3 separate regions of the Homo sapiens genome follow, and all the other regions are linked to region 1. The links are chromatin contacts, found by Hi-C or POLR2A ChIA-PET in ENCODE. All regions are on one chromosome and are shown on one strand. Each heading gives the region's core, a stretch centred on a gene start or an enhancer-like site at or near the end of the contact. The rest is flanking DNA. Distances are from core to core; before and after follow the strand shown.

Region 1 (2,832 bases), core at 248-2,747:
ATTCAAACCTGGGCCTTACTACCAGGCACATTACTTAACTACTTGATTCAGTATCCTCATCTGACAATACTGACCAATTTACAGGATTACTGTAAGATTAAACATGGTATTGCTTGAAAACCCAAAGCAGAATGCCTAACTCATAAAATGTTTGGTAAGTGGCAGCTGTTATTAGTAAGGATCACAGACGTATTTCTTTGCGAATTAGACTTAGAGCAAAAGCTTTAGAATCTATCTGCATTAGTAAGGCCTCCTTCTACAACTAAGGATTACTGATTATCAAACTAAAATGGTCCCTAAGGAACCAAGCGGAGCCCACCCTTTTCCTAATCCAAGGTTGCTTCTGTTTACTGCTCAAGCACCTTCTGGAAGCAGCAAGGCCCCCATGGGAGCAACTCTCACTGAATCCATTTGAAGGTTTTGTAGGTCTTACAACAAACCCTATTCAGCCTTGTATTAGGCATGTTACAGAACCAACGAATTCGGAGATGAAGTCAGGTCTTCCAGTTCAGCCTGCGAGGAAGACAGGTGATCCGAATCCTAAGAATGCAAAAGATGGGCCGGGTGTGGTGGCTCATGCCTGTAATCCCAGCGCTTTGGGAGGCCGAGGCAGGCAGATCACCTGAGGTCGGGAGGTTGAGACCAGACTGACCAACAACGGAGAAACCCCGTCTCTACTTAAAAATGCAAAGTTAGCCGTGCGTGGTGGCCCATGCCTGTATTCCCAGCTACTCGGGAGGCTGAGGCAGGAGAACCACTTGATCCCTGGAGGCGGAAGTTGCGGTGAGCGGAGATTGCGCCATTGCACACCAGCCCGGGCCACAAGAGCGAAACTCCGTCTCAAAAAAAAAAGCAAAAGATACTACCAAGCCCTGCGGAGCAAGGTACCTCACACTTCATGAGCGAGTTAAGATGGGTTTCACAATTTTTCAAGCAAGGAAACGGGCTCGGAGGTCTTGAACACCTGCTACCCAATAGCAGAACAGCTACTGGAACTAAAATCCTCTGATTTCAAATAACAGCCCCGCCCACTACCACTAAGTGAAGTCATCCACAACCACACACCGACCACTCTAAGCTTTTGTAAGATCGGCTCGCTTTGGGGAACAGGTCTTGAGAGAACATCCCTTTTAAGGTCAGAACAAAGGTATTTCATAGGTCCCAGGTCGTGTCCCGAGGGCGCCCACCCAAACATGAGCTGGAGCAAAAAGAAAGGGATGGGGGACTTGGAGTAGGCATAGGGGCGGCCCCTCCAAGCAGGGTGGCCTGGGACTCTTAAGGGTCAGCGAGAAGAGAACACACACTCCAGCTCCCGCTTTATTCGGTCAGATACTGACGGTTGGGATGCCTGACAAGGAATTTCCTTTCGCCACACTGAGAAATACCCGCAGCGGCCCACCCAGGCCTGACTTCCGGGTGGTGCGTGTGCTGCGTGTCGCGTCACGGCGTCACGTGGCCAGCGCGGGCTTGTGGCGCGAGCTTCTGAAACTAGGCGGCAGAGGCGGAGCCGCTGTGGCACTGCTGCGCCTCTGCTGCGCCTCGGGTGTCTTTTGCGGCGGTGGGTCGCCGCCGGGAGAAGCGTGAGGGGACAGATTTGTGACCGGCGCGGTTTTTGTCAGCTTACTCCGGCCAAAAAAGAACTGCACCTCTGGAGCGGGTTAGTGGTGGTGGTAGTGGGTTGGGACGAGCGCGTCTTCCGCAGTCCCAGTCCAGCGTGGCGGGGGAGCGCCTCACGCCCCGGGTCGCTGCCGCGGCTTCTTGCCCTTTTGTCTCTGCCAACCCCCACCCATGCCTGAGAGAAAGGTCCTTGCCCGAAGGCAGATTTTCGCCAAGCAAATTCGAGCCCCGCCCCTTCCCTGGGTCTCCATTTCCCGCCTCCGGCCCGGCCTTTGGGCTCCGCCTTCAGCTCAAGACTTAACTTCCCTCCCAGCTGTCCCAGATGACGCCATCTGAAATTTCTTGGAAACACGATCACTTTAACGGAATATTGCTGTTTTGGGGAAGTGTTTTACAGCTGCTGGGCACGCTGTATTTGCCTTACTTAAGCCCCTGGTAATTGCTGTATTCCGAAGACATGCTGATGGGAATTACCAGGCGGCGTTGGTCTCTAACTGGAGCCCTCTGTCCCCACTAGCCACGCGTCACTGGTTAGCGTGATTGAAACTAAATCGTATGAAAATCCTCTTCTCTAGTCGCACTAGCCACGTTTCGAGTGCTTAATGTGGCTAGTGGCACCGGTTTGGACAGCACAGCTGTAAAATGTTCCCATCCTCACAGTAAGCTGTTACCGTTCCAGGAGATGGGACTGAATTAGAATTCAAACAAATTTTCCAGCGCTTCTGAGTTTTACCTCAGTCACATAATAAGGAATGCATCCCTGTGTAAGTGCATTTTGGTCTTCTGTTTTGCAGACTTATTTACCAAGCATTGGAGGAATATCGTAGGTAAAAATGCCTATTGGATCCAAAGAGAGGCCAACATTTTTTGAAATTTTTAAGACACGCTGCAACAAAGCAGGTATTGACAAATTTTATATAACTTTATAAATTACACCGAGAAAGTGTTTTCTAAAAAATGCTTGCTAAAAACCCAGTACGTCACAGTGTTGCTTAGAACCATAAACTGTTCCTTATGTGTGTATAAATCCAGTTAACAACATAATCATCGTTTGCAGGTTAACCACATGATAAATATAGAACGTCTAGTGGATAAAGAGGAAACTGGCCCCTTGACTAGCAGTAGGAACAATTACTAACAAATCAGAAGCATTAATGTTACTTTATGGCAGAAGTTGTCCAACTTTTTGGTTTCAGTACTCCTTATACTCTTAAA
Region 2 (2,832 bases), core at 230-2,729, 4.9 Mb before region 1:
ATCCTATGTTAGTCTTCTTCCAGAACTCTAGTGATGGGATCACTACCCATCCACAACCTCCAGTCACCTCCAAGACACCTTTGACGCCTCCACTTTCCCAGTCAACCCAACACCAAGCCTCATCGACTTCATTTCCTAAACCCCACTCGAATCCATCCAGTCCTCTCCGTATCCACTGTCACCACCGTCAGTTTAAAACATCGACCACCTCGTTTGGATTCCTGCCAGTCTCCTAACTCGGCTTGAGCCCTGGCAACCAGTTCCCACTGCACTGCGGTCACTACACCCAGGACCTTCCTCACCTTAAATAAAACTGCCCCGAGATTAAAGATCTACACCTTCGCCAGGCCAAAAGGCCCTTCCCACCTCTCCAGTTTCTTCTTTATGCCTAGGCCACACTGGCCATTCGGTTTTTGAAATACAGTACTCTCGTCCTTGGTTTAGGAAACGCCAGATCCTTAGCGCATTCTTCTGATTACCTTCCAAACTAAGCCAGTTCTCCCATCCCTCCCCCAATTTACTGAGCTTAACACTGAATGCTTCTACAGTCCAGTTGACCTTTCCTTTAAAACATTCATTACAATTACAGTTTTGTGATGATCTTAGCACTGCTGTTCTCCATCACTAGACCGTAAACTCTACGAAGCAGGAACAAAATGGACTTATTCGTTACTGTGTTGTGCCTGACAGAATGAATAGTAGTCGATTTTCAGATTCTTCTCTCCATCCTCTACTTTTCTAAGACTTAGGCCTTTCACAACACGTACTTGAAACTGAGACTTCTCAGTAAGAGAACTTCGTTTACTTGGTTCAAGTCTTAAGCCACGGAGCCCACTAAATGACAAATGAGAAAAAAAATCCCAGTCACTTCGCGACCTTCCCCCATAAGGCCTCCTCCCGCAACAGCAGGCAGCAAGAACAACGCATTTGTCCAGCATGTCCTGCGCAGGCGCCCTTCGCCTGGCTCGCTCTGCCCCACCTGTGCCAGGCAGTAAGCCGCAAGAGCACTTCCGGGAGCCCCCGACCCGGTTGTTGGTAAGTCGGCGGCGACGCCCACCTGCAGAACGGGACCGGCGGAGCGCCAGGGCTAGAGACGGGACGTAGCGACGTACTGCGTGCGTGCGTGCGCACAAACGAGGGCGCGCATGTCGGGACGGAACTAGAAAAGCTCAGTGGGGCTGGCGGCAACTCTAGGTCTAACATCCCTCGGAAGTTCGTGCAGCGGCCTCGCTGAAAATGGCTTTACAGCCCGGCAGAACCCTCCGACTCCGCAGCAGGACCTGCGGAGCCTCTCCGCCCTCGGTACCGGCGGGACGGGGTAGCCCTGACCTTCCGGGTGCCTCCTCCACAGGGGCGCCCCCTAAGGCCACGCCCTCCCGATGCCGGTCCGCGCACCGCTCCGCACGCCTCATATTTAGCATTACCTGTGCTGGGGCAAGCGATTGACATACTGTAGCGGACGCAAGTACAGCGGATCTGCGGCGAGTCCCCTTCGCTCTCCGTAGTGGGCGGGGCTTCACCCCGCGTCCTTTAAAGGAAAGGTGATGGGCGGAGCCACGTTTTTCTACTGTTGGGATTCAGTTCCGCCGACAGAAAATGCGGAGAACGCGGAGGAAGTCCCTGAGGGGAAATTGCTGCTCACCTGGCTCCCGCTGCTCCGCAGGTGCGGTGAAGGCTAATGTCGAATTTCTGCAGCAATCGGAGCAGCCCTTACTCCAGTTACATTAACACCAATCTCGGTCTCCCACTAGGGCTTTATAAATTGCTTTCATAAACGTCTTTTTAATGTAACACTGAATAAAATGTTTTATAAGCGTCTTTTATAAGGATCGTAAGTGAAAGGGCGCTGTCTCCGATTTGCAGGTGAGCAGACAGCTTCGGAGTGAGAACGGCTCCCCGCGGGTCCCCGGTGGCGCGCGGCTCCCGGAGGCAAAACAAAGCTGGGGCCGGGGCGTCGGAGCCTCCGCGTTGTAGTTGGGAGAGGTTCGAACGGGGCCCCAGCTGGCGAAAGGGAAAACGGACCCGGACCCGGACCCGTGGAGCCTGCTCGAAAGCCGGGTGCTGGGGGTCTGGGCCCCGTGTCCCCCCTCTTTTTCTTCTTCAATAAGAAATTCCTCAAGGGCAGACTGCGAGTCCACAGTCGTGAAGCCACCTAATCTGGCTTCATACCTGGAATGTTTGGATTCCTGGTACGAAGAAAAACTAACATTTATTGGCTACTTGTCCACTGGAAGGCGTTGTCTTATTTCTCATTAACTCCTTGAGTCAGCATTACGTCTTTTATTACAGATGACACAACTACTAAAGCTTTAAATAGTTCTTTGGGAGCAAAGACGAAATCTCCATTTCCTTTTTAGCTGCTGGTAGCTCGACGCTCACTGTTAAAATAGGGAGGTAATGAAACAACTCTTGTGTGAGACCGAAAGTCCAGGTGTGCATCTTGGCCATTTCCAAGTTAATCAAGAAGAATTAAGGATTCATTTTATTCTATCAAAATTATTTCTCAATGCCAAGATATTTTGTGTGACGTAGATTCGGGGACAGACTGAGTAGCACAATACCTGGGAAAAGTTAGGTGCTCAGCAATTATAATTGCCCACATTTGTGATTGCTTTTGCCTATGTGCCAGACACTGTTCTACGCACTGAACATATCTCAAGTTATTCAATCTTCAGGACAACCTTATGAGCCAATTATTATTATTACCCATTTTACAGATGAGGGAACTGAAACAAATTTGCCCAAGGTCGCACAACTAGTAGCAGAATCAAGAATAAAAAAGCCAAAAAACCCCAAACCCAGGCAAACTTTAAATGTTCCTTGCATTGCTAG
Region 3 (2,832 bases), core at 247-2,746, 4.7 Mb after region 1:
GAGGCAGAGGTTGCAGTGAGCCAGGATCGCCCCATTGCACTCCAGCCTGGACAACAAGAGTGAAACTCCGTCTGAAACTTTAAAAAATGGACTAACCTCCTAATACAACACAAACACAAGCACCATACAACTGTAAATGATTTACGATCATTTACAATGAGTAAGATATTACTCCTACCCTTGAAAAGCTCGTAGGAGGTTTAAGTTGAATTTAGGTGAACGTGAAAATTTTCTGACCACTGAATTTGAAGATGAAGATACACTATGTACTTTTCGGACAAAATGTGATGACTTTAAGATTTCTTGTCACTAAATTGGGGATGGGGGCTTACTAACTTTAAATTATTTAAGTACTTCAGACAAAAACTAATAACTTCATATCTCTCACAAAGCAAACATTCTGTCTATACACAGAATTTACTAGAACCTGTGAGGAAACTGTAATCATTATCATTTCCGTTTTACAGAATAAGGCAATCAGAACAACTGACTTTCCTAACATCACAGACCTAGATCAGAATTCAGAACTCTGTGTCCAATCTTAGGTCCCTTCCAATATTACAACCTGCAAACTAATCAAACCGGCATCTGTTTTTACATTTCTTTAAAAAAAGCAAAGCAATTAAAAAAAGGACCCAATTCTGCTCAGAGACGAATATGTATTTCTTAATTTGGATCTAACTTTATAACATGGTGATCAACCCAAGTACACTGTACTCGACTCCGAAAATCCTGCTCGTCACTTTATATTTTGAGTCCTACTAGAGACTTTGATGAATTGCACTCAAGAAGACGCGGCCCCCACTACGCAGTGGCTACGGGAGATGGCTTCCAGGGCAACTGTTCTCCAAGTTCATTTCTGAGCGCCGGGTAACCATGGCCAGTAATTAATCCAATTCTAAGCGTTGCTATCAATTCTACGCGTTGCTATCAATTCTACTGATTTCCCTGATCGACCAGAGTCTTCCCATTGCAGGAGCTTTTGTCACAACTTAGGCTTTACCTGTACAACCGTCATCTCCACAGAGGAGCGACAAGCCTTTATGCAATATGGACACCAAGAAAACCGCCTTCGAAGACACGCAAGGCAAAATTCTTGCCAGTGTCCGGAAATACCCGTCTCTGGAACCCAAAAGTCAAACTAAAATTAAAAGTTCGGCTTAGCAACACCGCGAAAGGCGATGTAGGCGTCCACCTGGAGTTTAGCTGCCTCAACCTCCGCCCCGGCCTGCCGGGTCTCTGGGGACCCCGTCTTCCTCCAGCGGGCTCTGGGATGCGGCCCGCTCACCTCTGACCCTGGCCGGATCTCGCGCGTCTAAGCCACCGCGTTGCCAGTCGCTGGCCACCCACCTACCGCCACCGCCCACCTGTGCGGGTCGCCTCGCCGCTAGGCCCCAAGACGGCGCCGCCTGCTCGGCAGCAAAGCCCACCCGCCCCGTCGGCGGCTCAGTGCTGCACCCCCACCAACAGCCAGTTCCGGCGGCCGCACTTCCGATTGGCAGGCTGGGCCGAGGGGCGGGGAAGGCGGGCGGAAGGGGAGGAGCCGGGAGGGCGGGGCCGCTGCCAGGAGCCTGGAGCGCTGCGTTCCGCGCAGGACGCCGGTGAGGCCCGCAGAGACTTGCGTCCGGGCGGGAGGCGGGGCCCAGGATCTCTGCTCAATCCTGGAGTCCGAGTCCGCAAAGTGGGAGGGAGGGTGTAGATGTGAATTTGGGGAAAAACGACCCTGTTGAATTTCTAGAGTGGAAGAAACATAGAACTAGCTTTTCTCTTTGCTTAGCACATACAAATGGAAAAACAGCGACACCGTTACCTACATTTACTAGTCCAATGCGTACAACCTTCTGTAGTATATCAACTGCCAATGAGTTTATGTTTTTAAAAAAACCACCCCAGAGAAGGGTTCTAAAAATTCAGAAACCGCATTACTAGCACACATTGTAAGGTCTGTTTTGTTTTGTTTGTTCGTTTGTTTTTCAGACAGAGTCTCGCTCTGTCGCCCAGGCTGGAGTGGAGTGGAGAAATCTCAGCTAACTGCAACCTTTGCCTCCTGGGTTCAAGCGATTCTCCCTGCCTCAGTCTCCGGAGTAGCTGGGATTATAGGCGTGCACCACCACACCCGGCTAATTTTTGTATTTTTAGTAGAGACTGTTTCACTATGTTGGGCAGGCTGCTCTTGAACTCCTCATCTCAAGTGATCCACCCGCCTTGGCCTCCCAAAGTGCTGGGATTACAGGCGTGAGCCATCATGCACGGCCTGGGGTGAATCTTTTTAATGAGCATTTATTATTTGCCGTTCACAATGCCAAGGGTCATAATGAATGAAAGTGTCTTGGAATTAGAGTTAGTGGTTGCACACATTATAAGTGTATTAAAGTACACTCCAAAATAAAATCCGAACACATTAAGTGGTTACTCCCATTCCTCCCTCTCTCAGCCCCTGGCAAATGCCAATCAGCTTTCAAACTGTGGTACCTATTACGGATATTTCATATAAATGGAATGTGTGACCTTTTGGTCTGTCTTCGTAGCATAATCTTTTGCAGGTTCACCTTGTACACCTTGTTGCATGTATCGGTACTTCATGTCTCTTTATGGCTACTATTCCACTGTACCTAGATGCCACAGTTTTACCTGTCCATCCACTGATGGACATTTGGGTTGTTTCCACTTTCGGGCTATTGTGAATAGCAATGATATGAACATTTGTATACAAGTATTTGTTCGAGTCCCTGTTTTCAATTCTTTTGGGTATAAACATAGTGGAACTTCTGGGTCTTATAGTAATTCTACGTGAAAATATTTGAGGAACCCATAAACAAATGTTTCTACAGC

The links. A loop is a pair of places that touch in the nucleus more often than their neighbours do. ChIA-PET counts read pairs that join two places held with the same protein, here RNA polymerase II (POLR2A). Pooled maps may share reads with other maps.
Region 2: a loop to region 1 is called in a map of CD8-positive, alpha-beta T cell, with 12 times the contacts of the local background. The contact joins the promoter of MTIF3 here to the promoter of BRCA2 in region 1. A Hi-C loop is called at or near these places in 2 of 168 maps with a recorded cell type or tissue (both CD8-positive, alpha-beta T cell) and 6 of 50 pooled maps. POLR2A ChIA-PET finds 5 or more read pairs at or near these places in 1 of 52 experiments (Panc1).
Region 3: a loop to region 1 is called in a pooled map, with 19 times the contacts of the local background. The contact joins the promoter of SUPT20H here to the promoter of BRCA2 in region 1. A Hi-C loop is called at or near these places in 5 of 50 pooled maps.

Annotation. Positions count from the first base shown.
Region 1 is chr13:32,314,011-32,316,842 of GRCh38, forward strand. It overlaps BRCA2 (BRCA2 DNA repair associated), which reads left to right and starts at 1,498. Exons shown (of 27, transcript NM_000059.4): 1 at 1,498-1,657; 2 at 2,412-2,517. The coding sequence starts at 2,451. It overlaps ZAR1L (zygote arrest 1 like), which reads right to left and starts at 1,353. Exons shown (of 6, transcript NM_001136571.2): 1 at 1,305-1,353; 2 at 320-540. RefSeq lists a silencer at 549-769, a cis regulatory region at 888-954, a promoter at 1,283-1,779 and an enhancer at 1,888-2,157.
Region 2 is chr13:27,449,085-27,451,916 of GRCh38, forward strand. It overlaps MTIF3 (mitochondrial translational initiation factor 3), which reads right to left and starts at 1,480. Exons shown (of 5, transcript NM_152912.5): 1 at 1,425-1,480. RefSeq lists enhancers at 717-1,631, 1,475-1,834, 1,855-1,914.
Region 3 is chr13:37,058,192-37,061,023 of GRCh38, forward strand. It overlaps SUPT20H (SPT20 homolog, SAGA complex component), which reads right to left and starts at 1,497. Exons shown (of 26, transcript NM_001014286.3): 1 at 1,368-1,497. RefSeq lists a silencer at 1,409-1,668.